Regions from separate parts of the Homo sapiens genome. Here region 1 is linked to region 2. A link is an interaction called in ENCODE POLR2A ChIA-PET data of the cell type or tissue named here. Cell type or tissue: Panc1. All regions are shown on one strand. Links, peaks and the distances in the headings refer to the core of each region. The heading gives the core; the rest is flanking DNA.

Evidence for each region. ChIA-PET counts read pairs that join two places held together with the same protein. Peaks named below come from ENCODE experiments on the same cell type or tissue, not always from the same donor. Only the 100,000 strongest peaks of a DNase experiment are listed, where the experiment ranks them.
Region 1: POLR2A ChIA-PET joins it to region 2 with 12 read pairs; 3 of 35 experiments call an interaction of 5 or more read pairs at or near these places.

The regions. Positions count from the first base shown.
Region 1 is chr18:58,791,958-58,800,291 of GRCh38, forward strand. No RefSeq gene overlaps it. Among named protein-coding and RNA genes, the nearest start is that of LINC01926, 18 kb to the right of the region's middle. In Panc1, for the core only: no CTCF peak of the experiment used is centred there; no DNase peak of the experiment used is centred there; H3K27ac peaks cover 6,130 bases.
Region 2 is chr18:59,274,022-59,282,355 of GRCh38, forward strand. No RefSeq gene overlaps it. Among named protein-coding and RNA genes, the nearest start is that of RAX, 4.7 kb to the left of the region's middle. In Panc1, for the core only: no CTCF peak of the experiment used is centred there; no DNase peak of the experiment used is centred there.

The DNA.
Region 1 (8,334 bases), core at 280-8,279, 480 kb before region 2:
TGGTGCACACCTGTAATCCCAGCTACTCGGGAGGCTGAGGCAGGAGAATCACTTGAACCCAGGAGACAGGTTGCAGTGAACCAAGATTGTGCTGCCACTCTCCAGCCTGGGTGACAGAGCAAAACTCCATCTCAAAAAAAAAATGTGACCACTCAACCCCTCTGTCCCGGCCTTGCTGTCCCTGCTGGTCCTTCCCCCCTCCCTCCTTCTTATATGTGCCCAGGAACCAGAAATAGCCTATCAACCCTGAAGGAGTCTAACAGGCCTTGCCACTTACCACCAGTCCCCAGCAGAGCTTCCCGGAATCATTGTCCTCTCCCTTCCCCTTGTTCGGTTTTCTCTTTCACTTTCCTAGGCTCTTTGGCTAGGACTGGCTGCAGAAGTTGATTTGCATAATTATTTAACCCTGGTAAGAACGAAAGCTGTAAACCAAATTAGGTATGCCAGCAGGTAGCAGGTATAGAAGAAGAATCACGGGGTACATCTGACCCTCGTCCTTGCTTCTCGTGATCCTAGGTAAGTTATTTAACCTCTCTAAGCCTCTGTGTACTCAGCTGTGAAATGGGGATAGTCACACCTGTTCATGGAGTTGTTGTTAAGAAGTTTAAAAATAAAATCAGCTTTGGGAGGCCGAGGCAGGCAGATCACGAGGTCAGGGGTTCAAGACCAGCCTGGCCAACATGGTGAAATCCCATCTCTACTAAAAATACAAAAATTAGCTGGACGTGGTGGCAGGCACCTGTAATCCCAGCTACTCGGGAGGCTGAGCCAGGAGAATTGCTTGAACCCGGGAGGCGGAGGTTGCAGTGAGCCGAGATCGTGCCGCTGCCCTCCAGCCTGGGCAACAGAGCGAGACTCCATCTCAAAAATAAATAAATAAAATAAAATCAGGCTAGGCATGGTGGCTCATGCCTGTAATCCCAGCACTTTGGGAGGCCAAAGCAGGTGAATCACTTGACCAGGAGTTCAAGACCAGCCTGGCCAACATGGTGAAACCCCGTCTCTACTAAAAGTACAAAAAAATTAGCTGGGCGTGGTGGTGCACGCCTGTAATCCCAGCACTCGGGAGGCTGAGGCATGAGAATCGCTTGAACCTGGCAGGCGGAGGTTGCAGTGAGCCGAGATTGTGCCACTGCCCTCCAGCCTGGGCAAAAGAACGAGACTCAATCTCAAAAAATAAATAAAATTAAAAATAAAAATAAAATCCATATCTATGCAAAGCACCTGGTGCCTGCATGGTAGGCACCATGGATCACATGGTTGCTAAAGTAGCTATTACCAACCTGAATCAAATAACTCTTAGAAAAAAAGATCTGAGGCACATTCTCAAACTCCCCCATTAGTAATAATAAACTTTATTAAGTCTTCTCCCCAGATTTTCCAAGTTAGTCCCTCTCAGGTTAAGGCCCAGGAAAGTGACATTTGGCAGCCACTTGAGATAACTGATCACACTTTGAGAAACTCTAGTCTAAGGCTTTGATGAGCAAGACAGAAATAACTGCAGTTACTGAGTTCTCCTGCTTAGTTTATTACTAAGCAGTCAGCCATTTGTATTGCACAACATCACAGTTGGCTAAGGTTTGGTGGATCTAAGCTGGGCCCAGCCAGGCTTGGTTCCAAGCTGGAGTTTGCATCCAGGTGTGTTTCATATGTCCCTCATCCTTCCTGGACTGGCAAGTCCCCAAAGCACGTTCCTCTCATGTCACCATTGCTAACATTCCACCAGCCAAGCAAGTACAAGCCATGTCCAACATCCAAGGAATGACTACTGTAACATACCTCAGAAGCATAAAGAAAAATTGGCCAGGAATGGTGGCTCATGACTAATCCCAACACTTTGGAAGGCCGAGGTGGACGAATCACTTGAGGCCAGGAGTTCGAGACCAGCCTGGCCAACATGGTAAAACCCCGCCTCTACTAAAAATACAAAAATTAGCCAGGCATGGTGGTGTGTGCCTGTAGTCCTAGCTACTCGGGAGGCTGAGGCAGAAGAATTGCTTGAACCCGGAGGCGGAGATTGCAGTGAGCCGGGATCACTGCACTGCACTCCAGCCTGGGCGACAGAGTGAGACTCTGCCTCAAATAAATAAATGCTTGCTTCTGCAAACGAGGAATCAGCACGCTATAGCCTGCAGGCAAATCTGGCCTGCAGCCTGTTTTTGTACTATCCACAAGTTAGGAATGGCTTTTCCATTTTTTACAGCTTGTAAAGAAAAAATGAAAATGCAACAGAGACCATATGTGGCCCACAAAGCCTAAAAGATTTATTACCTGGCACTTTAAGGAAAAAGTTTGTTTATCTCTGCTATTTGCCATCAAAAAGTCAAGGGTTTTTTCTGTCCTTTGCCTTCCTGCACAAATAGAGGTGGGTGGTTTCATATTTTTGTTTGTTTTTAAGTTAAAGGGGATTTAAAGATGTTTCTAAGCATGGAACAGAAGCCAGTGGCGATAAAGGACGGGAGCAGTTGGAAAAACAGAAGAGAGGGATGTTAATTAAAGGAGCATGGTCTTGAAAAGAATGGTTTGAAGAAGCAAGTGGAGGGGAGGAAAAATGTATTTTCCTCTACCATCTTACATTCATGGCAGCAGCCCCTATAACAAAAGAGAAAAGCATACAAATGTATTTAATGTAACTTTACCATGGCATGAAGCCTTCAAAAGAAAACAAAAATCCAGGCCAGGCGCAGTGGCTCACGCCTGTAATCCCAACACTTTGGGTGGCCAAGGTGGGGGGATCATGAGGTCAGGAGTTCGAGACCAGCCTGGCCAACATGGTGAAACCCCATCTCTACTAAAAATACAAAAAGTAGCCGGGTGTGGTGGCACGCGCCTGTAGTCCCAGCTACTCGGGAGGCTGAGGCAGGAGAATCGCTTGAACCCGAGAGGCAGAGGTTGCAGTGAGTCGAGATCGTGCCACTGCACTCCAGCCTGGCAACAGCGAGACTCCGTCTCAAAAAAAAGAAAATGAAAACCCAACGAAACAGTTAAACCTGAGTATTTTAATGCTAGATTTGATGAAGGGTATACTAGTGGAGAAATATGAGGTAGCAAAAAACTGTGATCTAATGGCAATAAACTGGGGGAGGCTTGGCAAGCTTGTTCAGATTCTCTGCCTCCCTGGGTCTTCAGAGATGAAGACGCTCTTGTTCTCTGGGTAGAAGGAGGGTATCTGTTACATGAGGATTTCATGACCTGCTTCAGGGAAAGGTTAGAAAATCCTTCCTAAGTGTTATAACCTGCTTCAGGGAAAAAGCAGAGAAAGTCAGATCTTCCTGCACAAACTCTTTTTTTAAAATTAACTTATTTTTTTTAGAGATAAGGTCTTACTCTGTTGCCCAGGCTGGAGTGCAGTGGCACCATCATGGCTCTCTGCTGTCCCAAGCTCCTGGGCTCAACCCATCCTCCCACTGCAGCTTCCCGGGCAGCTGGAGCTACAGATGCACCACTGTGCCCAGCTAATTTTTAAATTTTTTGTAAAGATGGGCATCTCACTATGTTGCCCAGGCTAGTCTTAAACTCCTGGCCTCAAGCAATTCTCCCACCTTAGCCTCCCAAAGCACAGGGATTACAGGCACACACCACCGCAACCGGCCCACACATTATTTCAGCTTAAAATATTTGAGGGTAGAATGTCCTGAATCCCAACAAAGGGTCACCTCTTTCTCTAAGGCTGGTGGAAATGGCTTAGGATCTCGTCCAATGGAGAAGACGCTGGGATGGGAGGAGTGGGATAAAGGTGCGATGGGCCTGTCAAGAAGAAAAGGAAGGCTGGGCGTGGTGGCTCACGCCTGTAATCCCAGCAGTTAGGGAGGCCAAGGCGGGCAGATCACCTGAGGTCAGGAGTTTGAGACCAGCCTGGACAACATGGTGAAACCCCATCTCTATTAAAAATACAAAATTAGACCAGCCTGCCCAACATCGTGAAACCCCCAACTCTACTAAAAATATAAAACATTAGCCGGGCGTGGTGGCGAGTGCCTGTAATCCTAGCTGCTCGGGAGGCTGAGGCAGAAGAATCACTTGAACCTGGGAGGCAGAGGTTGCAGTGAGCCGAGATCGTGCCATTGCACTCCAGCCTGGGCAACAAAAGCGAAACTCCATCTCAAAAAAAAAAAAAAAAATTAGCTGGGCATAGTGGCATATGACTGTAGTCCCAGCTACTTGGGAGGCTGAGGCAGGAGAGTTGCTTGAACCCAGGAGGCAGAGGTTGCAGTGAGCTGACATCACGCCATTGCACTCCAGCCTGGGCAAGAAGAGCAAAACTGTCTCAAGAAAGAAGAAAAGGAGAGGAGGCCAACAAAGGCAGGCAAAGACAGGACTGTCCATGGGGCAGTGGTACCCACCTACTGGTCAGGAAAACCTGCCAAAGACTTGCAAATGGGCAAGAGAATCCTGGTGACCTTGTGGTAGTAGAGTGCTGGGTGTTTCTAGAGGGCCTTCCAGGAATGATCTGACTCCAGAGGCATGTGTCTTGGGTTGTTTGTGATTGGCTAAGCTATTTAACAATTCTGTAGGGATAAAGTTGTAGAAAACTGACAACATAAATTTTCCTTGTCCATCGGAATGCACAGATTCCTGATCATAGCAATGCAAAAGAATCATGTCTTTACAGAAAAAAAACTCTGTAAATTAAATTCTCATTTGAACCAATTTTAGCAGCTTACTGGTTTCCACATTCACCAATGAATTAAAATCTTTGATACATGTTCATTTTATATTTCCATGAGTCAGGATTTTACTTTCTTGAAAACTAGAATTTAGCATAGGTCTTTTAAAAACAACAATAGGCCAGTTGCAGTGACTCACACCTGTAATCCCAGCACTTTGGGAGGCTGAGGCAGGTGGATCACCTGAGGTCACGAGTTTGAGACCAGCCTGGCCAACATGGTGAAACCCCGTCTCTACTAAAAATACAAAACTTAGCCGGGCGTGGTGGTACGCACCTGTAATCCCAGCTACTCGGGAGGCTGAGGCAGGAGAATTGCTTGAACCTGGGAGGCCAACGTTGCAGTGAGCTGAGATCACACCACTGCACTCCAGCCTGGGCAACAGAGCGAGACTACATCTCAAAATAAAAAATAAAGAGAAAACAGAAAAAAAAAAAAAAAGAAAAAAAGACAATAAACAGTCTTGGAGATTAAAAACAAAACACAAAAGATAAGATGGGGCCAGGTGTGATAGCTCATGCCTGTAATCCCAACACTTTGGGAGGCCGAGGCAGGAAGATCACTTGAGGCCAGGAGTTCAAGAGCAGCCTGAGCAGCATAGTGAGACCCCATCTCGGCTAAAAATTTAAAAATTAGCCAGATGTGGTGGCACGTGCCTATTGTACCAACTACTTAGGAGGCTGAGGCAAGAGGATTGCTTGAGCACAGGAGGTCGAGGCTGCAGTGAGCCCTGATGGTGCCACTGCACTCCAGCCTGGGTAACAGAGTGAGACCCTGTCTCAAAAACAAAAAGGTGGCCGGGCACGGTGGCTCACGCCTGTAATCCCAGCACCTTGGGAGGCCGAGGTGGGCAGGTCACGAGGTCAGGAGATCGAGACCACGGTGAAACCCCGTCTCTACTAAAAATACAAAAAAATTAGCTGGGCGCGGTGGCGGGCTCCTGTAGTCCCAGCTACTCGGGAGGCTGAGGCAGGAGAATGGCGTGAACCCAGGAGGCAGAGCTTGCAGTGAGCCGAGATCGCGCCACTGCACTCCAGCCTGAGCGACAGACCGAGACTCCGTCTCAAAAAAAAAAAAAAAAAAAAAAGTGATTTTTAAGGTTTAATAGGCCGGGCAGCCTCCTTCCACGAGCACTGTGTGTGCCACACATTGCCTAGGAATTAAGAAAACTACAATTTGCACATTGCTTTCTCAGCTGTAGGAGCTGTTTTTCAACCCTGTGAGTTTACAAAACTGATAGTAATGATTCCTGCACAGACATGCAAATGAATTTTGTCCAGTTGAGGTGCAATTGATCCCAACCTGCTACCACCACCACCTCTGAAGCCAGTTTTGCCTCTATTAATAAAGGTACTCACTCAGCGTTCCTAACTGACTATATATTTATGTGTCTTGCTGTTTAGCGTCTCCTTCAAATTGGTTTTTAAAGCTTTACTGGCTCCCCCATTAATTAATGAGTTAAATAAAATCCTTGACACATATCTATTTTATAGCTGTATGAAACTCATTTCATTTTTTAAATGATTTTACAATGTTTTTAAACAAATAATCTGTCAGGATTCTCTCTGAACCTATTCTGGTTCTGGAGGCTGCCTGATTCGCAAATTAAAAAAAAAAAAAATTATCTGTCGGCCGGGCGCAGTGGCTCATGCCTGTAATCCCAGCACTTTGGGAGGCCGAGGTGGGCGGATCATGAGGTCAGGAGTTCGAGACCAGCTTGGCCAACATGGTGAAACCCCGTCTCTACTAAAAATACAAAAATTAGCCGGGCGTAGTGGCGGGCACCTGTAGTCCCAGCTACTCGGGAGGCTGAGGCAGGAGAATCGCTTGAACTCGGGAGGCAGTGGTTGCAGTGAGCCGAGGTTGTGCCACTGCACTCTAGCCTGGGTGACAAAGAGAGACTCTATCTCAAAAAAAAAAAAAAAAATCTGTCAACTACATCTAAGGTATCTCATTAATGAGTCACTACAGCCTCGTGAGGAGATCTCGACTGCCATTGTTATACCCCCATTTTGAGGATGACATAATTGAGGCACCAAGATCTTAAGGTCACATTAGCAGAGAGTGGCAGAGTCAAGGCTGGGACTTGGGAGTTTCTGACTCCAAGTCTCCTGTCCTTTCCACTGTTAAGTTAAAAAAAAAAAAAAAAAACCACCCCAGGGATGTAACTTCTTGGCCTGCCAAAAGTAGACTGCATTGGAAATTAATAAGACTGCAGGTGAGGACCAGTGCCAACAAGAAACTGGTATCTACTTATTTTTTCTTCTCTAATAGGTTCACCAAACCCAAATTCTCAAAACCTGAATGTCTCACAAGTACTTTCCAAAGTCTTTTTTTTTTTTTTTGAGACAGGATCTCACTCTGTCACCCAGCCTGAAGTGCAGTGGCACATCACAGCTCACTGCAGCCTCGACCTCTCAGGCTCAAGCGATCCTCCCACCTCAGCCTCCCTAGTAGCAGGGACTATAGGAGGATGCCACCACTGCCAGCTAATTTTTTTTATTTTTGTAGAGACAAGGTTATGCCATGTTGCCCAGGCTGGTCTCGAACTCCTGGACTCAAGTGATCCCCCTTGCCTCAGCTTCCTAAAGTGCTGGGATTACGGGTGGGAGCCACTGCACCTGGCCTTCAAAGTCTTACTGTTTTGTTTCCACTACAAATAAACCCTCTTCAGACGTATGTTAGCATTTTGGGTGGCTTCACTCAGAAGGACTCTGCATTTTTCTCTGTGTGTTCACTCCTTTTACATGAGAAGCCCAAGATTTAATGGGCACCTTAGGAGGATAAGCCAGACATTGTGCAGGACAAACACTTCACACATCTCATCTACAGGACATAATCTCTACTGCCCATAATCTCTACTGCCCTTCAGTCAGCAAATATTAATTACAGAAGGGTAATAATGTTAGCAACCCAAATATGAAAACGGGCTGGGTGCAGTGGCTCACATCTGTAATCCCAGCACTTTGGGAGGGCAAGGCTGGTGGATCACTTGAGGTCAGGAGCTCGAGACCAGCCTGGCCAACATGGTGAAATACTGTCTCTACTAAAAATACAAAAATTAGCCAGTCATGGTGGTGGGCGCCTGTAGTCCCAGCTACTCAGGAGGCTGAGGCAGGAGAATCGTTTGAGCCTGGGAGGCGGAAGTTTCAGTGACCCAAGATCGCACCACTGCACTCCAGCCTGGACGAAAAAGCAAGACTCCATCTACAAAAAACAAACATGTAAATGAACAAAGCAACAGAGGAGCTCTCCGTCAACTCGCGGGGTTTAACAGAGAGCCTCACAGATGATTGCAGTCCACTAAGCCAACCAAGGGTTGGTGGGAGCATGAGGGATCTCATCATTGAAAAGAATCATTGAAAGCTTAATAGAGCTAGAGTTTATGTTGAGACTTGAAGAATAGGTAGAAATTTGCCTAGTAAATAAGGAGATGTCAGGTCGGGTGTGGTGGCTCATGCCTATAATCCCAGCACTTTGGGAGGCTGAGGCAGGCAGATTACCTGAGGTCAGGTGTTCGAGACCAGCCTAGCCAACATGATGAAACCTCGTCTCTACTAAAAATACAAAAATTAGGCCGGGCATGGTGGCTCATGCCTGTAATCCCAGCACTTTGGGAGGCCGAGGCGGGTGGATCACAAGGTCAGAAGTTCAAGACCAGCCTGGC
Region 2 (8,334 bases), core at 12-8,011:
GCGTTTAGTTTGTCCGTCTATATCTGTTGTAACTCCTCCCAGTCCCCTCGGACTTGAGCGCCGGCAGCCTCCCTCCTTCCCCGCAGCGCCCACCCCAGGGCCATTTATGTCCGCAAGTCCGGTGACCTCTAGCGCCCGATCGCCCAGCAGGAGACTGGGAGCCCCGAGTCGGATGTGCTGCCGGGCTCAGGTCCCGCAGGAGACCCACCTGGAGTTCCTCGCTCCCGCCCCTTGTCCTGCGGGGAGGGCGGGCTCCTTTACTGATGAGCAGCGGTGTCGCACTCCCGCCTCCCTCCAACACTCCGGGCCAAGGAGATGGCCCAGAGCTGGCTGGGGAAGGACCTTCTCCCGGGGAAGAGGCCTCTCGCCTCCCCGAGGGTTCAGGAGTAATTGGCTTGCAGTTCTTTCTCCTTTGGACCCCCTCGAGGCTTCCGTGGCCCACAGTGACTGATCGGCCACTTGGAAAGATGATTGGATAGGGTGAGTGTGTTTCACCTCCAGCAGCGCGGATGGACAATGGCGCTGTGAACGTCTCACCCCTCAAATCTGAGGCGAGACCCGAGGCGAGCGCTTGGCCTTCCCTGAACTGGTGGCCTGAACCGTGAATTAAAATGCTTTCCTATAAAAGCTCAAGGACCTAGAGGACAATATCCCTAAAATCTCCTTTTCAGTAGGCGCTCTGATCTCCACAGCAGGGGTGTCTTCTTTATCCCGCTTGCGTTCAGACAAGCGTTTGCTGCGTCCCTTTAGAGGGCAAGGCAACCGTCGAGGGCCACGTCGTGGGCATCAAACAAATTGGGAAAGGCCAGGGCCGTTGGCCTGGTGGAGTTTAACGTCCAGTCTGGAAGACAAGACAAAGGAAGAGGGAAAACACACATCCTCAGATCCCCAACCTTTAAATTGGTGTTAGAAGGATGTTTGCGGAGGACAAGTCAATTTCTTAAGGATCATTCAATGGTTAATTCCCCATGATGGGCATATCTACTTTTAATAAAACTATATAATGGCAAACTAAAATAAGGGCAAGCATGTGACTGCAGGAGATAGAAATTGAACTAATTCAAGTCAGAAATTATCTTTTAAGAAAAAAGCTAAAATTAATGAAAGTTAATAGCACTTTACAGTGTTCACATATTACTTTATTTACTTATTATTTATTTGTCTGTTTATTTTAGAGACAGGGTCCCTCTCTGTTGCCCAGGCTGGAGTGCAGTGGCATGATGGTGGCTCACTGCAGCCTGGAACTCCTGGGCTCAAGCAATTCTCTCGACATGTCACTTTGTAGGTTTCAGAATCTTCTCACATTCTTCATGTCATCTGATCTTCACAACCTTGTGAGGTGAGCAGGACAGACATATTGGTCCCCATTTTACAGAAGAGGAAACTGAGGCTCAAAGTGATACAGCTATTAAGTGGAAGGGTCAGGACTAGAACTCAGGCCACTGACTCCTTGTCCAGTGTTTTCTGCCTGCAGCTCATTTGTAATTATTATTGTAGTGTGTGATCTTTTTGAAAAGAATCAAAGCCCATCTTAGCCTGCAGTCTGTCTTTAATCCTTCCCTGAGACTGGATTCTGCATCTAAGAGGCGGAGGTAGAAGCAGTTTAGCTCCCAGAAGAAATAAAGTCAGAGCCTATAGAGAGTGGGCTTTGGGTACCGGCATCCAGGGCAAATTAACAAACCCTCTGGAAAGTCCCCTGACAGACCAGGTTTTGCCTCCTCCTCCGCCCCTCCTCCACCTTTCCAGGGCCCACAAATGGCCTGGTGGCACCCGAAAAGGTCTGACTGCCAGTGACATAGACCAGGTGGCTGACGTGCTGAGGTGGTGGTGATCAGAGGGCAGCTGTGGGGATAATTAATTGGTATTTGTTGTTCCCCCTCTGACCGAGAATGCTTTTTATGCAAACTTCCCCAATATTAAATTGATCTCGATAATCACCGCTAAACAAAGATTGGCAGCGTTTCCTTAAGCTCCTGCCCACACGCTGCTAAGGGGTTTATGGCCTTGTTTTCCAAAGTTAATTCCTCTGGAACTGCCCAGCTCCTCCTAATAAGTCCAGGTGAGGTTAGCTTTTATTTACTGTTTGTTTCAGAGTCTGGGGAAAAAAGCAGAAAAGACTTCAACAGCCACTGGCGAGGGCAGGGGTGGTGGTGATGGGGGTGGGGGAGACAGGGCAGAGGAGGACAAGGGGGAGTTGGGGCTTCCTTTGTGCAGGACATAAAGAGCTAGTCAGTACCATTGTGGGCACGGTGGAGGGTACTCCAAGCAATCAGCCGGGGGTCATTGTTAGGGGCTAATCTACGTGTGTATTTCCCAAGAACTCGATTAGGGAAGATGAATGGACTGGGCCATGTCCCTAATTCTTCTAGCATGAAGCTGCATTTTTCCAGCAGTTAGGCTAGCTCATAATCAGCCCTGCTTCAGCAACAGTAAGGAGCCTGGCTTCTGAACCCCACCTCTGATTAATTCATTAATTCATTAGATGGATCAAAGAAAACCCCTCCTTCCATCCCCCACCTGCGGCCAACCTTAGACACAGCTAAAGCCCCATTAAACTTCGGATGGTTGGGAGACACACATTTCCAAACGTGAGGAAGTTGTAGTATAAAGCGACTCCTTGATCGTGGCTGTATGGAGAAGGTCCAATTTCTGGAAGTATTCTGGATGAACAGTCTCACCTACAACACGGGGGAGACATGCATATCCCTGTGCACTGGACGGAGAAGGAGAGGGAGAGCGGTGAATTAAGGACATTCAGCCACAGTCTCTAGTCATTTCACCTCTCAGCGATGTTTTACATTAGGGTGAAAATGTCTGTGGAAAGGCCTATGATATATCAATTCGTAAAGTGTATCAAATAAACTTGATTGTCTGCATGTAGATTTTCCCCATAGCAGATGTATTTTAATCCTGGAATAACTCCCCCTGTGTCACGCCATATTCGAGGACCTCCTCCTCCCACTAGCTGATACACGTGCAAGAAAGGCAACTTACTTTTAGTTTTAGCCAGAGCAAAACACAACTCATATAATCACTAAACACGCACACACACCATACACACACACTGAAGTTCAACAAATTCAGTTGTCAAGAGTTAAGAATACATACAAGAGCTACTATTTATTGAATGCTAAGTACATGTCAGTGGGTATATGCCATAAGCTTTTGAGTATTATTTTACATGAATTGCCCAATTTAGTTCTTACGATAATCCTATGATGTAGATGCTGCTATTATTATTATTATTAGAGACAGAGTCTGGCTCTGTTGCCCAGGCTGGAGTGCAGTAACATGATCACAGCTCACTGCAGCCTCAACCTCTTGGGCTCAAGTATCCTCCCACCTCAGCTTCCTGCAAAGCTGGGACTACAGGTGCAGGCCATCACATCCAGCTAATTTTTGTATTTTTTTGTAGAGATGGGTTTTCGCCATGTTGCCCAGGCTGGTCTTTAACTCCTGGGCTCAAGCAATGTTCCTGCCTTAACCTCCAAAAATGCTGGGATTACAGGCTTGAGCCACCGCACCTGGCCAGTAGACACTATTATTATCCCTACTTTACAGATGAGGAAACTGAAATACAGAGAGGTTCTGTAGCATGTCCAAGGTCACACAGCTGGTTTCAAGTAGAGCCAGGATCTGAACCTAGGTGTTTTACTCAGGAATGCTTCCTTCTGCCCACCATGTGTGCTACCCCCAACACGGTATGTGTATTAACATGCACCATTAATTCTCCAGTGGCCATAAGAGAACCAGCAGATAAATTAAAGCAAGAAAATTTGGGAGTCAAAGGTAACAAGAATAATATAGTTCAGAGTGATGTGGGGATGAGAAAGGTATGGTGGATGGCCTATAATTTATTAAGTCATTTAAGATGGTTACAGGTTTGCTAAAAAAAAATAATAATAAGTATGCCATTCAACTTTCCAAGGCTATCTCATGAAGCTTAGGGAGTTTTCTCTGTTCTGAGTTTCAAATCACTCTCAGTGGTTTGTGAACAATATATATTTAAGCATCTAAAAGATATTTTTCAGCATTGGCCTTTGATGCTGTGAATTCTCCCCTATATTGTATTATATATTGCATATCATGGGCGAGTTGCTGGCAATGGTTGCAAAAATATCACTAGCTAAGCTCTTTTAAATACTGACATTGCATCCAGAGATAAAATACACTATGCTTGTTCATCTCTCACTACCAGATCTCCCTCATTTATGAAACATTAGCTACTTGAAGCAACCCACAAGGTATATCAGAAAAATGTTCTTAGAGGTGCCTACCAGAACCCCATTTTTACATGCGGGCAACTAACAATGAATATCCTTGGCCACTTTCATAAATATATGACCTTGACACATATGATAAAGACATTTCCAGTATAGTAGTTTACCTCTTACTATGACAATCTGGATGTTCTCTAGTATTTTCAGACTAGATTGAAGCAAATGTTGATATAAGGATAGTGTAGTGAATAATAACCCCATCAGATAATCGTGGCTGAAAGACCATAAACCAACAAAGAGATGGGCCTCATGTAGACATTATGGGTTTAATTGAGAGCCCTCGCAGATGGGCATATGGAAGCAAGCATTTCATCTCGTCACAAGACGAAATGAAGGGCAGTTGAGAGCTGTTGTTTCCCAGCAGTAATACCCTGTTTGAAAGCCTTCCTTTCACTTAAAAATAGGGACCACAGCTCTCTGCAGACCATCCAGCAATTAGCAAGAAGTCTCCTCCTTGGGAATTTCCATTGTTTCCCAATTATGATATTTTTGGAAACAGCATCACTTAAAACTGCCCTCCCACTTAGTGTCCTGTTATTTCAGGGGATCGTATATTGAAGATTTAGAAAACGAACTTTGATGATTATCTGTTCTGTTCTCTTATTTCTAGCCCCCATTTTAACATTTTAGATGTGAAAAATGTGTGGGCCCAGAGAAATTAAGCAGTTAGCCCAAGGTGAGACAGAATGTTTGTACTAGGGCTTGGACTGGAGGCCGGGTCCCAGACTCCCAGGGTGTCCACTGGGCACTCTGGCATTAGCACCGCCATGCTGAGCTCTCAGGCTGTTACACTCAGATGCCCCACGCTTATAGTTAGAGAAAGTCAGTGCATGAATTGTGGAGGAATATATTTGTTGTACAAACACAATGAAGTTACTCTTCACACAACTCCCCCGTCACTTACCAACCCAATTATCTTGGTTCTGAGCTTGCTTTTACAACTGATGCAAGTTCAAGTAGCCTCTCGGTAAGAGGAAAAATTCCCTTGGCAATAGATTTGCAGGGATTTTTGGCAAACAGCTAATATTGCTACGCATTGGTGTGCTGGAATCAGCCCCTACTGGCTTGTAAGAACTTATGGTTAGCATCTTCCCAGTTCTGAGTTCAGTGATTCATCTTAGTAGCTTGAAATCAGCCACAGTGGTAGTAATTTCACCACAGCAATTGACAAACACTAAAAATCAGACAGTCCCCCTCTCAACTTAAAAACTAAATGATATTTAAACATTACTAGCATATTACTGCTCCTACCTCATTAAAAATGAGGAAATCAGGAAGTGTTTATTATTGTTATTATTTATTATTAAAACTAAAACAAAACCATGATTGACGGGGTGAGAGACGTCTACCTTTTTACTCAGAAATGAAAATTTACATCATTATCTCAGAATATATAAACAAAAGAGGGAACTTGGATTTCTGCCAAATAAATGGACTTTTTTGAGTTGTTAGGAGCAAAGCTATATTAAGATAATTCCTCTTTACTTGTTTTCTAATTAAACTAATTGAATTCAGAGTGTCTAGGGGGAAGCACTAAAGACATTTATCTTGAGGGGATGATGGTCTTGAAGCCTATCAATCCTCTTAGAGTGCTAAGAAGGCAAATCCAAGGATGCCCATTTTGCAGCAGCCTTGACCCAACCCCCACCAGGGGTTTGGCTGGCTCTAGTCTTTTTCACAGCAAGGCAGTGTTCTACTGAAAATCATTTGGCTTCCAGTTCTCTACAACCTCTGGTTTTCTTTCTAGCTCACTGGTTGCTCCTCGGCAGTATCCTCCCTGGATTCCTCCTCTTGTCCTTGACCTCTGAAAGCTGGAATGCCCAGCCCAGCCCTAGGTCCTGCTCCCTATTTAGACTCACTTTCTTGATGCTCTCCTTGACTCTACTCTGGAACTCTTTCTGACTCCTGTAGTTTATTGACTGCCTGTTAGGCATCTCCATTTGCTTGCGTATTGAGTACATGTTAGAAACAGAGTTTCTGAATAGGACTTCCCTCCTGCACCTGTTCTACCACCATCTTCCTCATATCTGTAAATGGCTGTTTCACTCACGTGTCTCAAATTCTAAGCCATTTCTCTTTCTATCACCCAATTTGTCAGGCAATCCTGTTGGCTGTAGCTTCAACATATAAACAGATTCTGATGGCTTTTCTCCATCTCCAATCTGGTGCAAACCACCATTCATCTCTATAGGGCTCAAGTGGTCCTCCTGCCTCAGCCTCCCGATTAGCTGGGACTACAGACATGTGCCACCACGTCTGGCTAATTTTTTTGTATTTTTGGCAGAGACGGTGTTTCACCTTTTTGGCCAGGCTGGTTTCCAACTCCTGACCTCAGGTGATCTGCCTGCCTCGGCCTCCCAAAGTGCTAGGATTACAGGTGTGAGCCACCACACCCAGCCTCCTTTGTATTCAGATAAATAATTATAGCACAACTCTGGTTCAGATCTATAAATATGTGTTGGGTTACTCTCCTTCTCTTCTAATTCAAAGTCAACATACACATTCTCATTCCCCCAAATGGAAGCTGCCTGCTTCTTAAAATAGGAGTTTAACATATTCCATTTTATGTTTTAATTTGGAGAGTGAAAAAAAAAAAAACCCAGAATGCAGCTAACTCCTGACAAAGCACGAGCTACTCACAAGCAGAAACAATTCAAAGGCCAGGACTGTGTCTCCTACTTCCTTTTTAAAAAATGTGTGGTTAAATACACACAACTAAAAATGTGCCATTTCAATCATTTTTGAGTATATGGTTCTGTGGCATTAAATACCTTCATATTGTTGTGCAATCATCACCTCCATCCATCTCCAGAACGTTTTAATCTTCCTGAACTAAAATTTTGTATCCATTAATCAAAACTCCTCACCACTCCCGGTCCCCAGCCCCCAGCAACCATCTTTCTGTCTCTAGGAATTTGACTACTGTAAGTATCTCATGTGAGTCAAATCATAGAGTATTTGTTCTTTTGTGACTGGCTTCTTTCATTTAGCATAATGTCTTCAGGTTTATCCATGTTGTAGCATGTGCCAGAATTTTCTTTCTTTTTAAGGCTGAATAATATGCCAGTGTATGTATATACTACATTTTTCTTATCCATTAATCTGTTGCTAGACACTTGGGTTGCTTTCACCTCTTAGCTGTTGTGAATGATGCTGTTATGAACATTAGTGTGCAAATAACTGTTTAAGTGCCTGCTTTCAATTTTTTTTTTTGAGACAGAAACTCTGTTGCCCAGGCTGGAGTACAGTGGCATGATCTTGGCTCACTGCAACCTCTGCCTGCCAGGTTCAAGAGATTCTCCTGCCTCAGCCTCCCGAGTAGCTGGGATTACAGGTGTGCAGCACCATGCCCGGCTAATTTTTGTATGTTTAGTAGAGACGGGGTTTCACACTGTCACCCAGGCTGGGCTCAAGTGATCCGCCCACCTTGGCCTCCCATAGTGCTGGGATTACAGGTGTGAACCACCGCACCTGACCTGCTTTCAATTCTTTTGGGTAAATACCCAGAAGTGGAATTGCTGGATCATATGGTAATCCTGTGTTTCATTATTTGCAGAACTGCCACATGGTTTTCCACAGCTGCTGCACCGTTTTACATTTCCACCAGCCACACACACGGTAGATTGTGAATCCTTGCCAATTCTTGTCATTGCTTGTTATTTTCTGCTATTTAAAAAAAAATAATAACCATCCTAATAGGTGTAAACTGGTATCTCATTGGTTTTGGTTTGCATTTCCCTAATGATTAGTTATATCGTGACTTTTTGCATTTGCTTATTGTCCATTTGTATATCTTCTTGAGAGAAACACCTACTCAAGTTCTTTGCCCATTTTTCAATTGGGTTGTTTGTTCTGTCTAGAGTTTGTAGAACACTTTATGATTAGCAAGATGACTAACAGAAGGCTAGAACACAATCAACTCTTGATTATCTCAAGCTAGTAAGAGGTGCACAGAGAACCACAAACATCAGATTGTCTCTAAATGACATATGTTTGCTTTGAAAATGCATTAGCATCAATGTTGAATCATTCACACTTGAATTATCCCCTCCCT